Regions from separate parts of the Homo sapiens genome. Here region 2 is linked to region 1. A link is an interaction called in ENCODE POLR2A ChIA-PET data of the cell type or tissue named here. Cell type or tissue: MCF 10A. All regions are shown on one strand. Each heading gives the region's core, and the rest is flanking DNA. Links, peaks and the distances in the headings are about the cores only. Region 1 overlaps BAIAP2 (BAR/IMD domain containing adaptor protein 2). Region 2 has its middle 26 kb from the start of NPTX1.

Region 1 (5,000 bases), core at 1-5,000:
ATGGAAGATGAAGGGGAGGGGAGTGGAACGGCTTCCCGGTGTTTGCCGAGAACATAATCTCAGACCTTCTGGGGGCACTGCGTGGGCTGGGCCCTGCAGGTGTTGGGAGGGCAAGGCGCGGAAGACCCCTTCCTCCACAGGAGCCCGGGCCCAGCGCTTGCTCAGGTTGCCCTGGGTAGTGGCCCAGATGGAGGGATGGAGTGCTGGAATCTGCCTCCCCCGGTGGCCTTTGGAATTAAGGCTACTGAAGCTGCAGCCCTCTTGGGGAAGCCCCGTGCATCCCTGTGTGCTGAGGGGCTGGCTCCCTGGCTGGCTGTGTCTCCTGGAATGCCAGGAGAATGTCAGGTGGGTGTTTTCCTCAAGGTCTCGTGTCCGCAGAGAAGCCCTGGCTCCCAGGTGACCCATGACCTGGAGTGTGGCGGCTCCACCACCTTCTCTGGGCATAGTGCCATTGGCCCACAGCCTGTCCTAGAATATGTGAGGTTGAGAGAGCATCTGGGGAGGAGGAGGAGTCCCTGTTGCAGACGTGGCCATGGCCTTCCTTGTGCCGAGGCTCTTGGCCCTGGCTGGTCACTCTAGCAGCTGGTGGGGAAGCCAGCCTGGCGGGGCCGCAGCCGTGCTTCGAGGAGACGGGTGCCACAGGGTTCCTGGAGCCAGGAGCCAGTTGGGTTTGCCGCCTCTGGTGTGATTGGTAAGGGCTGGCGCCAGGTGGTGGGCGTCATGTGCTGGGTGGCAGGGAGCACACTGCCGGCTTTTCTGCTCCGTGCCCGGCTGCCCGGGCCTGGCTGTTCCTCTCTGCCACATCCAGCTTCTTCCTGGGGTGTGCAGAGCTCACCATCCCCTCCATTTGGAGACGGTGGGGGGTGGTCTCTGACAGGCACCTCCTGCTGACAGGCACCTCCTGGCATTGGAGTCGCCTTCCTGGGTGGGGGGGGCAGCAGACCCGGCACCTGAGGAGGAGAGAAATCACAGTGCTGGACCCAGCTCCGTGCGCGTGTACATGTGTATGTGTGTCCGTGTGTGCACACGTGCATGCAGTGCTTTGTGTTTAAGGATACTTCCTGGGGTGGCCCCCATGGGCACCATCTTGCCGCAGGGTGGCTGGGTCTGCTGTCACTGAGTAGACCTGGCCTGCATTTTCTCTACATGTGCATGTCTGTGTTACCCGCCCTCGCCACCGCCAGCCTTTAGCAGGGGGCACGTCTCCCAGGAGCAGTGCTGATGTGGTCCCCTTGGTGGGGTGGCCAGGGCACAAAGACCGGCTGCCGTGTCATGCTGCCCTCTGGGCTGCCCAGCCTGTGTGGGCTTTGGCCCCAGGCACTGTCCTGCCGGTTGTTGGCTCCAGGGTGTACAACCCTTCTGCTGGTGCTTGCTCAGCGTCCCATGCCTGCTGGCTCCAGGTGGCGTCCAGCGTTCGCTTGGTGTCCCATGCCTGCTGTGCCGTTGGTGGCTGCATGAAGTCCGTGTCTACCGATGGATGTGGCCAGGCGTTCTGGGATGTGGCGCTTGTGGAGTTGTGGGCTGCTTGGGGGAGAGTGTCCTGCCCGTGCCTGCTGTCCCCACAGCCTTGCCTTGAGCAAGTATTCTTCGTTGGGGAGATTGGTTGGCTCGTGGTACTGCCCGAGTGGACCTGAGGTTCAGGATTAAAGTGAAGGCTGGTGCTGCCCTGGGCTTTCAGGGGCCACCGTTAGATGGGAGGGCAGTGGGTGGGGGCTGCTGGGAGCTGTGTTCCTGTTGCTGCCTTGTCTTCGACTGAAGCTTCCAAAGGTGGAGACCTGAGGGCCAAGACCTGTCTGCTGGCTACAGGCACCATGGGCTGAACTGTCCAGGATAGGTGGTCTTGCAGGGGAGGGCTGGTGTGTGACCTGGCCATTGAATAGGAGGGGCCTGTCCTCCTTCCGAGCTCCAGGAGGCAGACTGGCCGGGAGGCTGAAGCCCGGTTCACCCTTCTCCCCAGTTCACAGGTCTGGGCCCTGGTCAGGGGAGCAACCCCAGCGTCACTGCAGGAGTGGCAGGTGGTGAGCAGAGCTGGACATCACCACTTGTCTCCACCCAGCCTTGCATGGCCCTCTCTGCCAGCTGCCCTGGGCTAGTGTTGCCTGTGGGTGCCACCATGGGTGGGGACACTCGCCACCGTCTGTGGAGGCGGGGTGCCACTGACTGCTGGTTGAGGCTGGCTCCTGTCCTTCCTTACATTGAGCCAGAGTCTGCCCTGTGTTGCCTTCCCAGCCACCTTGTCTGGTGACTTTCTTTGAGGCCCCAGGATAGGGAAGCATCTTTGTGGCTGCACAGAGCCCGTGGTCCCCTGGAAGCTCTGCACTTGGGCGGCCGGCGCCGTCAGCCGCCCCCCACAGCCTGCGCTAAGATCCCTAGTAATTACAGGCAGGCGGGGATGGTGCTGGCACCGGCCTCCAACGCACTTCCACCTCCCCCGAGCGCTGATTCATTCCTGGCCCCTGGCTGTGCCTGTACAGCTGCACAATGACTTGAGGGGCCTCAACCCAGAGGCAGAAAGGGAGGCCGAGAAGGGACCCGTTTGGCTCTGTGACTGCAAGGGCTTGATCTGTCCTGCCCACGGATTCCTCCTTTGGGCATGGAACGGCGGCCAGCCTGTGAGGGGCCCATCGGTATTTGGGAATGAACACATCTTGTTTCTGGATTCTGGAGCATTCATGCTTGAATCACTGTCCCGCCTTTGCTGAGGGTTTGCTCCCCGGGCGGTGGCCTGGGCCCTCTGAGAGCTCCCTGGAGGTGGTGGCAGCTCACACCACATGCAGTTGGAATCCCTGTTTCCCAGGGCTGTGGGCAGTGCAGGCTGAGGAGGTGGCCCTGGTGTGGGGCTGGCCTAGGCAGGCTGAGGGCTATTTCTCCTACTGTGGCCCAGGGGCTCTTGGTGTTGGTCCTGCAACAAGGGGACCAGAAAGCCCAGGGAGCAAGAGTGGAGGAGGCTGTGGAGATGGTGGGGAGGTAGGGCCTGAGCCCATGCTGTGCTGAGGAGTCCCCTCTAGGGGGCAGGAGGCTGGGGATCTGCCTCTGGCGGGGGCCCGTTTCTGCCTGTCAGGCACAGTGGCGCCCCCAGCACCTCCCTCAAGTTAACCCCCATCTGCCCCTGGTCTTTTTGACTCACGCTATAGAGCCTTGTCTGCTGGCTCTTGGTTTGGTCACCCCTGAGCTTTGGAAAATGCTGCCTGGTCCTTGGGCTTCCTGCCAGGCCTGCCGGGAGGAGTCTTGCCTGGCCAGTCCCCTGGCCATATGACCTTGGCCAAATCTTGCTCCCTGGGCAGTGGGTACAGCGGGCAGGATGCTCCCAGGGTCCCTGGAGGCTCTGGGGCCTGTCCCAGGTCAGGTGGCACCAGCCTTGGTATCCTCAGTGCTCTAGTCCTCACTCTGATGGGCAGGGGTGGGATGCACGCGGCACCATGAGATCTGATGTCCTGGGCCATGAGGTGCTGGGGACCCCTTGTTGGGGGAAAGGCTGTCAGTTACAACAGGGTGCTTTTGCTCTTGCTTAGAGTTTTTATTTTATACTTACTGGAACAGTTGTCTTATAATTGGGTAGTGTTTTTTCGTTTTTTGTTTGTTTTTTGTTTTTTCTGTTTTGTTTTTGTTTTGTTTTTGGAGACGGAGTTTTGCTCTTGTTGCCCAGGCTGGAGTGCAGTGGCGTGATCTCGGCTCACTGCAACCTCCGCCTCCCGGGTTCAGGTGATTCTCCTGCCCCAGCCTCCCAAGTAGCTGGGATTACAGGCATGCGCCACCACGCCTGGCTAATTTTATATTTAGTAGAGGTGGGATTTTTCCATGTTCGTCAGGCTGGTCTCGAACTCCCAACCTCAGGTGATCCACCCACCTCGGGCTCCCAAAGTGCTGGGATTACAGGCATGAGCCACTGCGCCTGGCCCTGTTTGGGTAGATTTTTCAATAATCATATATTGAATTCATGTGAAGTAAATTGGTAGGGTTTTCTTAAAACTTATTTTTCATGAAGAGTTTGACTTCTGAGTCACATTTCAGCTCTGGGCTGTCAGTGTGCTTGTCCACTGGGCACCTGCCCCTGAGCCGTCAGGGGTGCCAATGCCAGAACACCTCCTGAGTATGTCTCTGAGATTTTCTTCCAAGCCCCTGCTCTTCCATTTTTGTTACTGGCACTTTTTTTTTTCTTTTCTTTTTTCTTTTTTTTTTTTTTTTGGAGACAGAGTCTTGCTTTGTTTCCCAGCCCGGAAGGCAATGGTGTGATCTCACCTCAACTGCAGCCTGAAACTCCTAGGCTTATACAGTCCTCCTGCCTCAGCCACCTGAGTAGCTAGGACCACAGGCGTGCCCCACCTGTGTGCCTGGCTAATTTTTTTTTTTATTTTAATTTTTGGTAGAGATGAGGTCTTGCTATGTTGCCCAGGCTGGTCTTGAACTCCTAGGCTCAAGCAGTCCTCCCACCTTGGCCTCCCAAAGTGCTGGGATTACATGTGTGAGCAAACGCACCCTGGTGCTTTCTTGATCAGCAGGTTTTCAGACAACGGCCAGGCCTCCTGTTCCTTCTTCGGATGGTCCTTATGTGTTTTGTACACTGAGCTGTCCAGGCGTGCCCCTGCCTGGTTGTGGCAGGGGACAGTCAGCAGGTGGGCCATGCCAGGTGACCGCCTGCTTGTCATGGCTGCCCCAGTGGGAGTCGCAGGACGTGAATGGTGGAATGCGCTGGGGTAGCACAGGTGCCTGTGCCGGAAAACAGCGACATCTTGACATTAGAATGGGGGTGGGGATGGTGGTGGGGGAGAGGGTGTCCCCTAGCCGCAGGAGCTGGAATCTGTCCAGTAGAGGGTTTGTCTCACCCAGAGCCAAGCTTGGTCTGGGTGGATGCTGCTAGTGGCGGGCAGAGTGGCCTTGCTGCTTCCAGGCGGGGCTTTTATTTTAATTTAATTTAATTTAATTTATTTAAGACAGAGTCTTGTTCTGTCACCCAGGCTGGAGTGCAGTGGTGTGACCTTGGCTTACTGCAGCCTCTGCCT
Region 2 (12,450 bases), core at 2,939-7,938, 540 kb before region 1:
CCAGCACCTTGACCTGTTCCCCAACCCAGAAGCTCTTTGAACCCCATGTTTAGGGCTTTTTACGGAGGCTGCATCACACAGTCGTGCTTGATTAAATCATCCGCAGTTGGTGATCAACTCAATCTCCAGCCCCTCGCCCCTGTCCAGAGCTCATTGAATCGGGAGCCTTAAGAACCCCCCACCCCCAGTTGCTCTTTCTCTTCCCTCTGGCATGGTGGCTAGATCCCTAGGTGATGAAGTGGAAGGAGGCCTCCTGCTGATCCACGATGAACCTACTGTGGGAAAGAACCAGAAAGAACAGCTGCCGCTTAGAGCAGGTGGTATCTCAAGCCTGTGTGTTACTGCAGCAAAACCTATGGCCGCCTGGGTCCTGACCACCTGAGGGGTACAGTGTTCTCAGGGGCGCATTTCTGCCTTCACGTCCCTGAGCCTGGGGAAGTCCTGCCCAAACTCGGTTCTCCTGGAGTCTCTTTCATCTTTGAGGCAACCACTACCTTTCCGTCAACTCCCTCTTCTGCTTCAGTTAACCACAGGTAGGTTTTGCTCCTTGCAACTGACAACCTGGGCTGATGGAGGAAGCTGTTTCAGCTGTTATCAAGCAACACCTCGAGCAGGTGAGTCTGTAGCTGGAGGCCTCCAAGGTGCTGGTGTCTGAAGCAAAGATAGGTCACTGGAAAAAGAGGTGGCGTGTGTGTGTGTGTGTTTAGAAACAGAGTGTAGTTGTGTGTCTGTGCATGTAGAAAGAGGACATGGTTGTGTGTGTGTGTTTGTGTGTGCGTGTATAGAAAGAGGATGTGGGGCCAGGCACAGTGGCTCATGCCTGTAATCCTAGTGTATAATTGGGAGGCTGAGGTGGACAGACTGCTTGAGCCCAGGAGTTCAAGACCAGCCTAGGCAACATATCGAGAGTCTGTCTCTACAACAAAAAATAAAAAATTAGCTGGGCATGGTGATGCATGCCTATAGTCCCAGTTACTCAGGAGACTGAGGCAGGAGGATCACTTGAGACAGGAAGGTTGAAGCTGCAGTGAGCTATGATCACGACACTGCACTGGGTAACAGTAAAACTCCGTCTCAAAAAAAAAAAGTGTTTTTTTGTGTTTGTGAGCATGTGTGTGAGTGTATAGGAAGAGGATGTGGTCATGTGAGTGTGCCTGTGAGTAATGTATATGTGAGTATACCTGTGTGTGTGTGTTGTGTGTATATGTGAGTGTGCCTGTGTGTGTGTGTTGTGTGTATATGTATGTGTTGTATGTATATGTGAGTGTGCCTCTGTGTGTGTGTTGTGTATATGTGAGTGTGTGTGTTGTGTGTATATGTGTGTGTTGTGTGTATATGTGAGTGTGTGCTGGGGCAGCATCACAGGAATTCGCCTGCCATAAGGCCGGGCTGCGTCACGGCTAAGGCCGCAGTTCCCCCACCGTGCCTGGGTTTGGATCCTGGCTGCTCCGGTCGCCTGCTGTGGGTCCTTGCACACATTAACCTCTGAACACCAGTGGCCGTATCTGAAATAGCGCGAGAACAAAACTCAGGATTGCTGGGGAGCTGTAGGAGTGGAATTATGCAAAGCATGGCATGTCGCCCGTAACAGACTTCCGGGCCACCGTGGTGGTGCCGACACAGGCCGGCCGGGGCGTGCGTGGGGTCTGGCTTTGTCTTCTTGTCTCCCTCTGCTCCTCCCTCCTCCCCTGGCCGAGGGAGCCCGGCCTGTCTTCCTGGCCACAGTTCGGGAGGCCGCCGTCCTCAAAGCTGGGCACCAGCTATGGCTCAGTGTCTCCAGCCTCCAGGATTCCTGTGGTCGGGATCCAGCGTCTCTTTATCGTTTTTAAAGTGTTTTGCTGCTGGGAAGCCTCAAGCCTCTCCGCAGAGGGACATAAATAAAGGCAGGAACTTGGCCATTAGTAGGCTTCATGTGGCGTTTCCACCTGGGAGCGCCCTGGCGTGCTGCAAGCTGCCCTCACTGGCCAAGAGCAGGGCGGGAGGGGAGCCTCTGGAGTTCTCCGGTTCTGGGTTAGGTGCCTCTTACTCTCTGGGCTGCAAACAGACGGGGGTGCCTGGCAATGTGCCCCGGGCGGAGCACCCCTAACAGTTGCAGTTCAAATTTGGAGCCAGGCTGACCCTGGTTCAAGTCCTGTTGCTGTGTGCTGGCCGTGTCCCTGGACGGGTGGCACAAGGTCTTGGTCTCCAGTGTGCAGATGAGAGATGGTGATTATCTACTCCTGGGTGCTGGGCTCAGAGCCGCTGGCACCAGCCCTGGGGGCTGCCAGACATATAGCCCTCGGCTCTGTCACGCCCGGAACTCAAACCTCGCAGGCAGTCAGGGGAGAGGTCTGTGTGTGGAGCTCAGAACTCAGTGAGCACCCCATGTGCCTGTAAGGCCTCGCCATCTCCTACCCAACCCAGATGAGGCTCCTGCTTCCCACCCCTGGCAGGGAGTCTGATCTCATCCTAGCTCAAAGGTGGAAACTGAACGTGGGCCAGGTGGCAAAGTTCCCCAGTGGGTTCAGCTTCCGCCGGGTGGAGGAGGTGGGAGGCATGGCTGGAGGCCTGGCATCAGGCTGGATGAGGTGGACCCCTCAGGCTTGAATCCAAGAGGGCTCAGAGGGTGAGTGGGGCCCCAGGCCACGTCTCCAACAGCTGCCCACCTAGCCTTGCGCCTCCGCCTTCCTTCCTTCCTTTAAAAATGGCTACAGGCACATTTTCTTTGATTACTTTTATACTGAATAACACTATCCTTTTTAAAGCAAAAAATACATGCTCATGATAAACAAATGGAACCGGACAGATCTTTATCAAGGCCCCCGCAATGTGACCTTGTGACTCCAAGACAGAATAACTTTCCATGTGTGTTTTCAAGAGGTTGTGGGGAGCCGCTGAACCTGGGAGCAGTGAGGGCACAGGCGAGAGCTGTGGCCAGGAGAGTCACAGGAGCGGCAAAGACGAAAGGGAGTGGGAGATGGGAGGCCAATCAGAAAGCAGTGCCCGAAGCTGGGTGAGGAGCAGCAAAGGCGGGGGTTTCCTTGAGGATACCTGAGAGCCATGCTAGGGTGGGGAGGTCTGGGGGGAGTTGTGGGCTGGCCTTGAGTTTGAGATTGAGGCCCAGGCTGAGAGCGTGGTGACCCCTGCACTGTGGGTCTGCTCGAGCTGTGTGCTTCCCAGGAGCAAGAGCAAAGAGGCCAGAGGGAGGGGGGCAGAACAGGCCAGCAAGGGAGCCCCCAGAACAGGACACGCGTTCCTTGGCCCTCCCCAGGCAGCCCTAAGAGGGAAGAGAAGCTCTGCCCCCTCCTGCCCCCTCCTGCCCTCTCCTGTTCCCTCCTGCCCCCTCCTGCTCTCCTCCATGGAGTCAGGGGGCCCCAGGTGGCCATGGCCAGCCCATTCAGGGATCTGAGCCCCAGAGCCTGCATGCCAGGGTGAGCAGAGCCAGCTTGACTGCAGCCATGCTGACCCCGCAACCTTCCCCGAGGTCTGAGGACACCACGCTCCCTTCCTGCCGGCAGGTTGTAATTGGGTTTCACACGGGGCCTTCTGGCGCTGACCTACATGTTCCGGTCCGTGCCTCCTTGGTTTCTGAGTGTGTGCCCCTGATGGTTCTGGAACCTCTGGGCGTGGGCCTCCTTCCCTCCCCGCCTCATCAGCTGCTCTGATTCCACCGGGCAAGGTCAGGCTGGCAAGGAAGGAATTGGAGCTGCAGTCTGGGCGCCAGGCCCAGAGTGTGCTTCCCAGGGGCTGCCTGTGGGGAGGCTCCCGATCTGCCCACTCCCGAAATAAGAAGGGGCGCCCAGAGAGGAGGAGACTCTGGATGCGTGGTCAGCAGGCACCGGCTGCCATCCCCAGGAGAGTCATTGCCTGTGAGGACGTTGACCCTGGTAGGACCCGCCTCTCTGAAGCTGTCTCGGGTGTGAGTGAGGAGGAACGGGGTCTCTGGGGACTGAGCCCTCATCTCCAGTGCAAAATGCAGAGGCATGGGAGGGAATCAAATGAAACAGTGTGTGTGGAACAGAAGGCGCCAAATGGGAATGTCCCCCTGCCTGTCCATCTCCCTCCCTCCCCCGCCTCCTTATTTGCAGACGGAGGGACTGGATATCCTGGCAGAGCGTCTTCCGTGATGCGTAACCTCCCAGGAGATGCATGTTCTGGGGTTCCCCACTTACAGTTGAGAATACAGAGGCTAAGAAGGGTGAAGGGACTGCCTCCGGGTCCCAAGGCTGTTCCAAGTGATCTAGGACTCAGCTTTGGTCCTCCTGCCCTCAGCACCCTTGGTCATCACCTCCACTCGGTGTGCAGGAGGCTCCTGCTGTAGGTGCCCAGATGTTCGGCAGCTTTGTACTTAGAAATTTCGAGGGGGCGGTCGGGCGCTGTGTCTCACGCCTGTAATCCCAGCACTTTGGGAGGCCGAGGCAGGTGGATCACAAGGTCAGGAGATCGAGACCATCCTGGTTAACACAGTGAAACCCCGTCTCTACTAAAGATACAAAAAAATAGCCGGGTGTGGTGGTGGGCGCCTGTAGTCCCAGCTACTCGGGAGGCTGAGGCAGGAGAATGGTGTGAACCCGGGAGGCGGAGCTTGCAGCTAGCCGAGATCACGCACTGCACTCCAGCCTGGGTGACAGAGCAAGACTCCCTCTCAAAAAAAAAACAAACACACAGAAATTTCGAGGGGGCAGAGGGTGTCCTAACCTTGTCCCTCAGCAGGTCTTCACCCTGGCACCTTCACCAGACACCCGCCATGGCTCTCGGCTCAGCGGGTAGCTGAGTGTGTTCTCTTTGGGTTCTGACAGGTTCCAGCTTGTTTTTTGAGACCTTGTCAGCGTGGGGCCTGCCGGGAAGCAGGTGCTTGTCTTTAATGGGATGCCTTATCCTGGGCTCCACAGGCTGCACGGGGCGTTGTTCAGGTGACTCCTACACGCCGAGGCGTCTCTAGAGGAGGAGCCTCAAAAGGACTAGCAGGGGGTGCAGATAACTTTGTTTTTAAAATGAAGCCAAAGCTTTCACCACATCTCAGAGACAGAGTGACCCGAATGTGGAGGTTTGGCTGGAACCAGGCAGGTACCATCCACTACGGCTCCCACCTCTCCTGCTCGGAATCCCCCGCTGCCCTCCCCCAGGCCCTGGTCTCTGATTTCAGACTCGCCTCTGCTCTGTTTCACGTCTCCTGCAAGCAGACAAGCATGAAGCCTGCCCTCCGAGGCTGCATGAATAATAGAACTGAAATCATCCCTAGTTAAAAATAGATACTCTTCTTAATAAATATTTTACATACTGTCTTTAGGATATACAGGTCCCCTGGCTGAAGACTTAAAGCAAACCCTGTTATCGAAACCAAAAGATGTAGGAAAGGCTCTGCCCGGGCTCTGCCAGTGTGTTCCTGCACCACGGCTCTTGCCTCAAAGCCACCCACTCTGCGGTGACGTCCGACGCAGACAGCGCACACACGGATTACGTTGGAACTCATAGCCAGGAGCGGCTTGGGAATTCTTGGGTGTATTAGTCACTTGTGAATTTTATGGAGGCAAATCAATTATAAAGTGCCCCTTGGTTAGTGAGGCTTGGAGTTCAGAAAACCCAAAAGCAGGTTCTTACGTTACTGCTGCGAGGCAAGGCCTTCACCGTGAATGGAAGCTGGGGTGTCTGGGGGCAGCTGTGTGGAGGAAGAGAAAATTCTGGGCAGAAGCAGTTGGAGTTTAAAGTGCTGGCCCATTTCTGAAAACTTTGCAAACTTTGCAAAAACTTTGGATCGGACGTCACTGCAGAGTGGGTGGCTTTGAGGCAAACAGAGCAATCTTGAAGGTCTCCATTAATGAAGGCATGGCGTGGTCTGGATGCAGCAAATGCATTTGAATGATCTGCAGGAAGGCCTCGTAGCCTTGCTCCCCCCACCCATGTGCTTCCCCAGGAAGACAGGGGCAGCTAGGAAATGCTGGGGCCTGCCCAGTGTGCAGACCGCTTCCAGGTGACCCCACGCTGCATGGCCCAAGGCAAAGGCTGGAGCGTCCTTATTTAACAGGAGAGGAAAGTGGATACTGGAAGGGCAGAGCGTGCTGGGGCTGGAACAGACAAGCCCCAGGCTGGAGGGCCCATGTCTCACTCCCTCTGCCCCACACCTCAGCTGGTCTGCCTATGTGGTATTCTTGAACTGAGTGAAGAGACCCTTCTCTGTCAGGGCCACCTGCCCCACAGAGGGGCTCTTGTCTTCCTTGTGCTCAACATACCTTGAGGACATTTTGCTTTAGCACCCAGCACCCTGGATGGCATGTAGGGGTCCAGGTGTGTCTCTGCTCCAGACAGTGAATCCTTGAGCACCTGGCTTAGAGCTGGGCCCCTGGTACATGTTGTTACATGGATGGGTGGGTAGGTGGATGGGTGGGTGGGTAGGTGGATGGGTAGGTGGGTGATATGATTTGGCTTTGTGTCCCCACCCAAATCTCATCTTGAATTGTAATCCCCATAATCCCCACGTGTGAAGGGAGGGACCTGGTAGGAGGTGATTGGATTATGGGGGGTGGATGGGTGGATGTGTGGATGGAGGGATGGGTGGATAGATGGAGGGATGGAGGGGTGGATGAATAGTGTGTATGGATAAGTGGATGGAGGGATGGGTGGATGGGTAGATGGAGGGATGGGTGGAGGGGTAGAGGGGTGGATGGACGGATGGATGGGAGCATGTATGGATAAGTGGATGGAGGGATGGGTGGAGGGGTAGAGGGGTGGATGGACGGATGGATGGGAGCATGTATGGATAAGTGGATGGAGGGATGGGTAGATAGGTGGATGGAGGGATGGGTGGATAGGGGGATGGAGGGATGGGTGGATGGGTGGATACATGGATGGAGGGATGGTGGATAGGTGGATGGATGGATAGAGGGAGGGGTGGGTGGATGATGGAGAGAGGGATGAGTGGATGGATGGATGAGTAGATGAACAGATGTGTGGATAAAGGGATGGGTGAATGGGTGGATGGAGGGATGGGTAGATGGGTAGATGGAAGGATGGATGGAGGGGTGGAGGGGTGGGTGGATGGATGGATGGATTGTTGTGTGTATAGATAAGTGGATGGAGGGATGGGTAGATGGGTGGATGTGTGGATGGAGGATGGTGGATAGGTAGACGGATGGATAGAGGGAGGGGTGGAGGGATGATGGAGAGAGGAATGAGTGGATGGATGGATGAGTGGATGAATAGATGGGTGGATAAGGGGATGGGTGGATGGAGGGATGGGTGGATGGGTAGATGGAAGGATGGATGGAGGCATGGAGGTGTGGGTGGGTGGGTGGATGGGTGTGTGTATGGATAAGTGGATGGAGGGATGGGTGGATAGGTGGATGGAGGGATGAGTGGATGGGTGGATGTGTGGATGGAGGGATGGTGGATAGGTGGATAGAGGGAGGAGTGGATGGATGATGGAGAGAGGGATGAATGGATGGATGGATGAATGGATGAATATATGGGTGGATGAAGGGATGGGTGAATGGGTGGATGAATGGAGGGATGGGTGGATGGAGGGATGATGGATGGTAGGGGTAGATGGGTGGATGGAGGGATGGGTGAATGTATTGATGGTAGGGTGAATGAAGGGATGGGTGGATAGATGGCTGGGTGGAAGGATGGGTGGATTGGTGGATAGATAGGTGAATGGATTGAGGGATGGGCGGATGATGGATGGTGGATGGATGGGTGGGTAGGTGGATCCATGGATGGATGCACAGAGGGAAAAAGGCACATTGTATCAGACTCCAAAGGGAGAATTAATTGCAGCATAAAATGGGAGTCCAGGACCTCTCTTATTTCAGAGTTCATCGTGTAGATGGGAACAGTGTTTAACCCTTCCCTCTCCCACTGCCCTCTGTCAGCTGCTTCCCAGTTCCTAAATTATTGGCTCTGAAAGTGGGGGCTGGGGGAGTGGGGAAAAGAGTGGAGATGCTGAGACTTTCCCATGTGTCCAGCTTCCAGAGGCTTCCAGGACAGACTGTGGCACCATGGTTAGTAGCCAGGAGCAGGTTAGGGCATTATGGTACCTCCCCAAACAAAGCAGGGTGCTCCAGCTTCAGGCAGTCAGGACCCCATCTGCTCAGTGAGTGTCTGGTCAGCACCCACTCAGGCCAGGCTGTGTGGCAAATACAAAAGAAGTTAAAAAAAAATAAAGACATTCCATTATTTCAATAGAAAGAATTTTTTAAAAATGTGTCACTGGAGGTACACTTGCTTTACATTTTTTGCTTTGGAAGATGTAGGGAAAAAAGTCATGAAATGTTTTCATTTCTCTGTGATTGAGCAGACTCTTAAAATATTAAACTATTGCTTAATAATTGATTAAAACTAATCTCTGTGGGAGCCAACCACCCATTTGGTAGGATCTCTTTAAACTTTTAGGGGCTTTTAGCTCCCCCTGGCCGCCTAACCTTTCTCTTGTCTGATTCATTCTGGGCTCAGCAGACGTTTGGTCTCTTGTGGATTGATGATGTCAGGATGCTTCTGTCGGGCCGTGGGATGGCTGATGAGGCTGGATTCCGAACAAGGAACATCCTAGGGACACAGTGTCTGGAGAGGCAGTGAGGGAAGAGGAAAGAAATGTCTGTGAATAATTGTACTGCAGCTTCTAAAACTCGGGACGGGAGTCAGAGAAAACAGCCCTGTGGCCTTCAGAGCCGCTTAAGTTGTCTGTGACTTGAGTTTTTCCACACAATGACAATGGTGCCTGCCTCTCCATTTTCCCAGGAACGCTAAGCCATCGAGCAAAGTGGTTTAGAATGTGGGCGCAGGCATCCGAGTGTCTGGCTTCAAAACTTCCCCAGCAAGTTACCGAATGTGTAACCTTGGACGCGCTTTTTATTTTCTCTATACCTCAGCTCCTTATCAATAAAATGAGGATAGTAATATTAATAGAAACCCTCTTCTGTGCAGATGAGGTGAGGCAATGCATGTAAAGTTCTTAGCACTGGCCAGGGCTGGGCAAAGGCAGGGCTCACTATGCATTTAAGAGCTCAAAGCCCGGGTGAGCTGGCTCACGCCTGTAATCCCAGCACTTTGGGAGGCCGAGGCGGGCGGATCACCTGAGGTCGGGAGTTCAAGACCAGCCTGGCCAACATGCAGAAGCCCTGTCTCTACTAAAAATACAAAAAAATTAGCCGGGTGGGGTGGCACACGCCTGAAATCCCAGCTACTCCGGAGGCTGAGGCAGGAGAATCGCTTGAACCCGGGAAGCAGAGGTTGCGGTGAGCCCAGATCACGCCATTGCACTCCAGCCTGGGCAACAAGAGTGAAACTCTGTCTCAAAAAAAGAAAGAAAGAAAAAAGCCCAAAGGAGACTCTGAATTTTAAAACAACTACTTTGAGGCCAGTCACGGTGGTTCACGCCTGTAATCCCAGCACTTCGGGAGGCCAAGGCAGGAGGATCACTTGGGCCCCAGGGTTCGAGACCAGCCTAGACAACATGGTGAGACCCCACCTCTACAAAAAATGTAGAAATTAACTGGGTGTGGTGGAACATGCCTGTAGCCCCAGCTACTCAGGAGGCTGAGGTGGGAGGATTGCTTGAGCCAGGGAGTTCGAAGCTGCAATGAGCGATGATCATATCACTGCACTCCAGCCTGGTGACAGAGGGAGACCCTGTCTTGAAAAAATAAATAAAACAAAAACAACTACTTTGAAAAAGGGATCATTAGGTGAACAACTGAAGCCTCTGAAACTAAACAGTCTCAGCCAGGTGCGGTGGCTCACACCTGTAATCCCAGCACTTTGGGAGTCCGAGGCGGGTGGATCACCTGAGGTCAGGAGTTTGAGACTAGCCTGGCCAACATGGTGAAACCCCGTCTCTACTAAAAATATAAAAAATTGGCCGGGTGTGGTAGCTCACGCCTGTAATCCCACCACTTCGGGTGGATCACCTGAAGTCAGGAGTTTGAGACCAGCCTGGCCAACATGGCAAAACCCTATCTCTACTAAAAATACAAAAATTAGCCAGGTGTGGTTGTGCATCCCTGTAATCCCAGCTACTTGAGAGGCTGAGGAAGGAGAATCGCTTGAACCTGGGAGGCAGAGGTTACAGTGAGCCAAGATGGCACCACTGTACTCCAGCCTGGGCGACAGGAGCAAAACTCCATCTCAAAAAAGAAAAGAAAAGAAACGAAGCAGTCTCAAAGAAATGTTTGTACACTTGTGTTTATAGCAGCACTATTCACAACAGCCAAAATGTGGAAACAACCCAGATGTCCATGGGCGCATGAATGGGTAAAGCAATGTGGTATGTACGTACAACGGGGTATTATTTAGCCCTGAAAAAGGAAGAAAATTCAGAGGTCGGGTGCAGTGGCTCACAACTGTACCTATAACCCCAGAACTTTGGGAGGCCGAGGCAGGAGGATTGCTTGAGCCCAGGAGTTCAAGACCAGCCTGGGCAACATGGTGAGATCCTGTCTCTATACAAAAAAACAAAAAAAATCAGCCAGATGTGGTGGCACATGCCAGTGGTTCCAGCTACTTGAGAGGCTGAGGTGGGAGGATTGGTTGAGCCCAGGAGTTGAGGCTGCAGTGAGCTGTGATCATACCACTGCACTCCAGCCTGGGCAAGAGAGCAGGAAAACGCCTCCCCCAGCATACACAAAGGAAGGAAATTCTGACTCGTGCTACAACATGGATGAATCTCAAGACATGCTAAGTGAAATAAGCCAGTCGCTGGCCGGGGGTGGTAGCTCATACCTGTAATTCCAACACTCTGGGAGGCTGAGGCAGGCAGATCACTTGAGGTCAGGATTTCAAGACCAGCCTGGGCAACATGGTGAAACCCTGTCTCCACCAAAAAATACAAAAACAAACAAAACAAACAAAACAATTAGCCAGATTTGGTAGCACATGCCTGTAGTCCCAGCTACTCAGGAGGCTGATGCATGAGAATCACTTGAACCCTGGAGGCGGAGGCAACAGTGAACCGAGATTGTGCCACTGCACTCCAGCCTGGGCAACACAGACCCCGTCTGAAATAAATAAATAAATAATAAGGCAGTCACAAAGGGGCAAATACTGTATAATTCCACGTCTATGAGGTATTTATTTTATTATTGTTATTATTTTTGAGATGGAGTCTCGCTCTGTTGCCCAGGCTAGAGTGCAGTGGTGCAATCTTGGCTGACTGCAACCTCTGCCTCCTGGGTTCAAGCGATTCTCCTGCCTCAGCCTCCTGAGTAGCTGGGATTACAGTAGCCTGCCACCACACCCAGCTAATTTTTGTATTTTTAGTAAAGACAGGGTTTCACCACATTGGCCAGGCTGGTCTTGAACTCTTGATCTCAGGTGAGCCACCCGCCTTGGCGTCCCAAAGTGCTGGGATTACAGGCATGAGCCACCATGCCTGGCCCTATGATGTATTTAGAGCAGCCAGAAAAATAGAGATAGAAAGTGGAATGGAGGTTGCCAGGGCTGGGGAGGGGAATGTGGAGTTGTCATTTAATGGGTGCAGAGTTTCAGTTTTGTAAGATGAAAAGAGTTCTGGAAATGAATGGTGGTGATGGTTGCATAACAACGTAAATTAACTTAATGCCACTGAACTGTGCACTCAAAAATGGTAATGATGATAACTTTATGTGTAGCTTACCACAATTCAAAATAATAAAAGGATGGGTGAGGTAGCTCACGCCTGTGATCCCAGCACTTTGGGAGGCCAAGGTGGGTGGATCACTTGAGGTCAGGAGTTTGAGACCAGCCTGGCCAACATGGTGAAACCCCGTCTCTACTAAAAATACAAAAATTAGCCAGGCGTGGTGGCGGGTGCCTGAAATCCCAGCTACTTGAGAGGCTGAGGCAGGAGACTCACTTGAACCTGAGAGGCAGAGATTGCAGTGAGCTGAGATCGTGCCACTGCATTCCAGCCTCGGCAACAGAGCGAGACTCCATCATCCTAGGCCTTGCACAGATGAGGTGGGGCCTTTGATTAAGAGCTCAGCGGGGACCACCATGCCCCCTCCCCACCTGCCCCGAGACATCCTCAGACCAGCCTCAAAGGCCCACAGCTGGATTGGCCAGCCTCAACTTTGCATGCTGTCGGTGGGCGTGGAAATGGATCCAGCCTCCTTGAAGGTGCCACTCAGGAGGATGTCCAGGAAATCTTAAACGTGAGTGAAGGCAAGAGCTCCTGAGTGGTGGGTTGGGATCTGAACACAGCCCCACCTGGTTCTAGCACAGCCCTGGTCCTCATTCTTCTTGGTCCAGCCAGGCACCGTGGGCTACATCATCCTAAGAAAGGGGAATAAAACCAGAGAGGGTAGAGTCAGGGCCTGGATCCACCCTGATTAATCTCCCATCCAGAGAATACGAAAGGCAATGCCAGGAAGATGTTCTAAGGTCAAATGAACCATCTATGAACTCACGCTTCCTTCTACAGAGCCTGTGGCTTACAAAGCACTTTGGCTGGGCGTATCTCTTCCATTTCCCTGGAGCTGCCCTGACCTGGGGAACACCAAC

What was found. ChIA-PET counts read pairs that join two places held together with the same protein. Peaks named below come from ENCODE experiments on the same cell type or tissue, not always from the same donor. Only the 100,000 strongest peaks of a DNase experiment are listed, where the experiment ranks them.
Region 2: POLR2A ChIA-PET joins it to region 1 with 5 read pairs; 1 of 35 experiments calls an interaction of 5 or more read pairs at or near these places.

Annotation. Positions count from the first base shown.
Region 1 is chr17:81,037,974-81,042,973 of GRCh38, forward strand. The region is part of intron 1 of BAIAP2 (BAR/IMD domain containing adaptor protein 2); the gene reads left to right. Among named protein-coding and RNA genes, the nearest start is that of BAIAP2, 5.3 kb to the left of the region's middle. RefSeq lists an enhancer at 1,250-1,801. In MCF 10A, for the core only: a CTCF peak has its summit at 3,025 (motif pointing right); a DNase peak (open chromatin) is centred at 2,448.
Region 2 is chr17:80,496,763-80,509,212 of GRCh38, forward strand. No RefSeq gene overlaps it. Among named protein-coding and RNA genes, the nearest start is that of NPTX1, 26 kb to the left of the region's middle. In MCF 10A, for the core only: no CTCF peak of the experiment used is centred there; DNase peaks (open chromatin) are centred at 4,839 and 5,429.